2 separate regions of the Homo sapiens genome follow, and region 2 is linked to region 1. Evidence: chromatin loops called from intact Hi-C (ENCODE). Cell type or tissue: tibial artery. All regions are shown on one strand.

Region 1 (2,500 bases):
CCTCTTCCCCCTCTTCTACTGTCTACTCCTGGGACCAAGTGAGCCACGCCAGCTCAGATACTACACTGACCACAGGGAATCCCACCTTTTCCAAGGAATGGAAGTTGTGTAGGGAATATTCAAATGTTGCTTAGCATTGCCTTAGATAAGAACCAAAGGGACAGGGAAATCCTCTGACAGCTATCTGCCTTATAACTTTCATTTTACTGTGCCTAAAATATGCTCAGAACCCAGAAAGAGGCATAATTCCTAATTTTGGCAGGCTCTAATCTAAAATAATGATTCTCAAACATGGTGTGACTTTTGTCTATTTGCTTTATCCTGGGTCACTGCTCCTCTTCTGTCAGATACTGGGATTCCAATGAGACAAATGGAAATGGAGACGTAGACCCTCTGACCTTCTATCTTTTATCTATACACATACACCTGTGTGTGTGTGTGTGTGTGTGTGTGTGCGTGTGTAAAACCGAGTGGGTTTTTTTCTTGGAATGAAAGAATGGACTAACATTACAAAAAATAAAAACTTGAAACAGAATGTGTATTATCCTTGGTTGTGTTTCCTTGGCCCTGCAGCAGGATGAAGCTCTCCACTGGCATCATTTTCTGCTCCCTGGTCCTGGGTGTCAGCAGCCAAGGATGGTTAACATTCCTCAAGGCAGCTGGCCAAGGTGAGGTCCACAGGATAGGGGGCAGGAGGCTGCTTCTGGCTGCCCCCAGGATGCAGCTGAGCAGAGGCCACATCCCCACTGGGCAAAGGTGCTAGTGATGCCACAGATGGATAGAGAAGGGGCATGGTTTTTCATAAGCGTGGTTCCTCATGCTTTTCTGGACAGCTTTGACACTCTTCTATGAGGATCCTCCAGCCGAGGTCGCATAAGGTGTGAGCTGCCTCTTTTCAGCAGGACCATGAGAGAGATGTGGAGTTGAGGGGTGCATGTTCCCATAATACCGGTGGGGCTCTACTGCCCCCTAGTGGGAAATCTGGGACAGTTCATGTCTATGTCTCCTGGGAAGCCAGGAAGCAGGTGGATCAAAAGTGTGAGGCGAGTCCATGGGGAAGCTGAACGGAGCCAACCGTCCCCATAAAAACAACCAAGCTTAGCTGAGATTTTAATACGTACTAGGCACTGTTTAAATGTACTAATGAATTGGTTTCCATCATTTAGTCCTATGATGCAAGCAGCATTATCCCTTAACAGAGAAGCTAACACACACACACACACACACACACTAACACACACACACACACACACACACACACAAACCCCAAGATACGTAAAGAAGTTCCAAAGCAGAGCAGGATTAACCCAGGCAGTCTTGCTCTGCAGAACTTGCTCTTAATCAAGGTACTCTGCTGCTTTCAAAACAAGAGTTTCGGATTTGTGAACACATAGCTCATCCTTTATCTAAGAAATGGCAAATAGGATGTGGTGCCTTTGGAAGGTAAGTCTAGCTCCACTTATCCCAGTAAAACCTACAGTGAATTACCTTGATGGTGGTTCTACTGGGGCTTATATATGGCCAGGAAACTGCTAGCAAGAGAAATATACCCCGAGGGCTGGGCACAGTGGCTCACACCTGTAATCCCAGCACTTTGGGAGGCTGAGGTGGGCAGATCACCTGAGGTCAAGAGTTCGAGACCAGCCTGGCCAACATGGCGAAATCCTGTCTCTACTAAAAATACAGAAATTAGCCGGGTGTGGTGGCATGCGCCTATAATCCCAGCCTCTCGGGAGGCTGAGGGAGAAGAATTGCTTGAACTCAGGAGGCAGAGGTTGCAGTGAGCTGTGATCACACCACTGCACTCCAGCCTAGGAGACAGAGCAAGACTCCATCTAGAGAGACAGAGAGAGAGAGAGAGGGAGAAATATACCCCACTAGCCATAATAAAGTGGCAAAATTTTGTTTTCAGAATGCAGTATTTTAAATTTCAGGTATTATTATTTTTCTGAGTCTCTGAAAAATGGTTTTAAGGATTTGCTTTTAATCCTATTTACATGTTCACACACTCAACTACAAATATCTTTCATTCCTTAGGTTAATATTTTTCAAAGGGTTGTTCTGGGACCACTTGCGTGAGAATCACCTGGATTCTGGGATGCTTTGTGAAATGAAATGAAGATTCCCGGGTCCATACCCTACCCCCTGCCCCCAGCAGCCACAGTCTCTTGGGACAGAGCCTAGAAATCTTGCCTTTGCTAAGCACCTCGGTAGATTTTTATGCACAGCAAAGGTTGAGAACCACTACCTCTTGTTTTGCTGCTGAAAGTGATAAAATGTGCCAGGAATTTTGGAAGTACTTATTAAGCCAATCTGAACATCAAGGAGCCATTTAAGTCAGTAACTCAGAGGAATAAGTAGAGTAAAAATGTCATAAACTCTCAATAAAAGCAATCAATTTAACACCAGGAGTAATAAATGCATAAAATGAAGATGAGTTATCTAATAGAGAAATTATATAAACCATGATTATAACTCTATATTTGAGTTCCCCCTTTTC
Region 2 (2,500 bases), 590 kb before region 1:
ATGTCTCTCACTCTTGTTCTCACCCCATGGATGCCTCTGGCCTCACGACCCCTCATCTTCCCATTTCAGGCACCAAGTGCACTGTGGATGGTCTCCTGGAGGACACAGAATATGAATTCCGAGTTATAGCTGTAAATAAGGCAGGCCCTGGACAGCCCAGTGTGCCATCCAGCTCAGTAGTGGCCAAGGATCCTGTTAGTGAGTATGCGGCTGCCAGGTCCTGACACATAATGGAATTAGCCCATTCAAAGTAGAGAAAGAATTTCTTCCCCGGGAAAGTATGACACGAGGTATCACAGTCTCTACACTCTGGAAACTGCCAGCCTCATAGAGGGACAAGATTCACACACAAGAGAAAGCCAGCAAATAAAGATTGAGAGTCAGGGACAGTGAGGAGGTGGGGTGCAAAAACGTTTTTTAAATTTCGTGTATTTCTAGTTAGGTGAGGTAGGAGAGGCATGCTGAGGGTTGAGTAAGGGTGTGAGGTAGATGGTTGGAGGGTGTTGCATTTAGGAAGCAAGGTGAAGGTACTGCCTGGAAGTGGATGTGGTGGAGATGGTTGGGTTAAAGGCTGGGGTTTTGAATACAGAAGCTTTGAATATGTGGGGTATGTTGAATTTAAGGGGTATTGAGTTTAAGGATGAAAGTGTTAAAACAGTAAGATAACTGAATTTGAATTTGGAGGTTGAGTGTATAAGGCTAGGTACTAAGGGTGTTAACTGAGGGATCTGGAGCTAGAAGTAGTGAAGGATGGGGTTCAGGAGTATTGAGTGTGGGAAGTGAGCAAGGCATTGAGTGGAGATGAGTTGGAGGGGCTGACTACATGTCTGTTCTACCCCAGAACCCCCAGGCCTGGTCCAGGACCTGCATGTATCTGATTCCTCCAACTCCAGCATTTCCCTGGCCTGGCGGGAGCCTGCAGAGGGAGACCCACCCTCTGGCTACATCCTTGAGATGAGGGCTGAAGACACAAAGGAGTGGTCCAAGTGCACAAAGATCCCCATCTCAGGCACCTGCTACACAGTGGGAGGACTCATCGAGAGGCAGAAATACTTCTTCCGAATCCGGGCTGTGAATGAGGCTGGGGTTGGGGAGCCTGTGGAGCTAGACAAGGGGGTCCGTGCCATGCCACCACCAGGTGAGGACACAGAGAGGGCTGGGGATTCATGCCCAACATTGTACCTCCAAACCTTCTCCTCTGGGGCCTCATCCCACAGGAAAATTGGATGATGCTAGGATCATGAAAAAGTCATCCATAGTTGTTGTGCCTGGACAAAGTTAGGGGTAACTTCAGGGGCACCCCTACTAAATCAATCATTGTGTGCCAAATAGCATCTACTGTGTGTCAAGGTGTAACCACCCAATGGGTTCTTCTTGCGCATTGTACACGCAAAACCAGTTCACTGAGACCACAGCATTGCAACAAAGAGTTTAATGGACACAAGGCCAGCCATGCTGTATGGGAGACAGAGTTATTACCCAAATCAATTCCCCGAAAATTCAAAGTCCAGGGAGCCTGCTTCTGACTGGGGCCTCAGGACTTGTGGGGTGGAGGGAGAGCAGGTCCAGGTGGAGCCATCAGTCGTCAGAAATGCAAAAACCTGAAAAGACATCTCAACCACCAATCTTAGGCTCTACAATAGTGATGTTATTTGCAGGAGCAGCTGGGGAGTTGCAAATCTTGTGATCTCTGGAATAATGGCTGGTAATCTTTTATGTCTACACCTTAGCAGAATTCAGGCTCCTCACATCCTCCTAACCTGGTGGCCTTTCATTAGCTTCGCAAAGGTGATTTAGTTTGGGGGAAGACTGTTATCATCTAAGCTATAAACTAAATGTCTCTCCCAACATTAGCTTGGTCTGAAACCAGGAATGATTAAGGGCAGTTTGGAGGGTAAAGGCAAGATGGGGGTTGGTTAGATCAGATCTCGTTCACTGTCATAATTTTCTCGCTGTTATAATTGTTGCAATGGCAATTTCAAAAGGAGGTGTTAGGGTTATAGAAACAAGACACAAGGACTTGCCTTCCAGGGTCTTGCGTACTAGTAGAAGGAGACAGATGAGAAAACAAATAAATGCTTCACAGGGTTGCAGGGCAGCTAGATGTCTGTATGGCCTGTAGTGGGGGCATAAAGGAGGAGAGGTTGGGAAGGCTTTGATGAGGAGGCTTAAAGCAGAGTCTTCTTGAAAGACAGATCCATGCCTCCACCTCTGTCTCCTCCATCTCAGCTGCACCCAAGTTTGACCTCAGTGCCCGGCTGAAGAGTCACATGGTGGTTCGCGCTGGGACAGCCCTCTGCATCCATGCAGCCTTCTCTGTGAGTTGTCCCTGACCCTGACCTCCATACACTGTCCACATAACCAAGATGGCTATTGTAGCCATCACAGTCTCTGACTCTGACTCTGACTCTGCCCCTCACCAGACCCCTAGTGCGACAGCCTGGCAGGAAACTCCTCGACAATGGAGGAAGGCCTGCCCCCAAATATCATCTGTGTGACC

What was found. Hi-C counts contacts between places; a loop is a spot of excess contacts. Peaks named below come from ENCODE experiments on the same cell type or tissue, not always from the same donor. Only the 100,000 strongest peaks of a DNase experiment are listed, where the experiment ranks them.
Region 2: it touches region 1 in a loop (2.8-fold over the local background); 2 of 110 quality-filtered maps call a loop at or near these places.

The regions. Positions count from the first base shown.
Region 1 is chr11:18,114,154-18,116,653 of GRCh38, reverse strand. It overlaps the pseudogene SAA3P. Among named protein-coding and RNA genes, the nearest start is that of SAAL1, 9.3 kb to the right of the region's middle. In tibial artery, a CTCF peak has its summit at 956 (motif pointing left); a DNase peak (open chromatin) is centred at 977; H3K27me3 peaks cover 796 bases.
Region 2 is chr11:18,708,025-18,710,524 of GRCh38, reverse strand. IGSF22 (immunoglobulin superfamily member 22) reads left to right here. Exons shown (of 23, transcript NM_173588.4): 17 at 70-198; 18 at 842-1,138; 19 at 2,230-2,318. All of the region lies in intron 2 of IGSF22-AS1 (IGSF22 antisense RNA 1), which reads right to left. Among named protein-coding and RNA genes, the nearest start is that of IGSF22-AS1, 2.8 kb to the right of the region's middle. In tibial artery, no CTCF peak of the experiment used is centred here; a DNase peak (open chromatin) is centred at 1,024.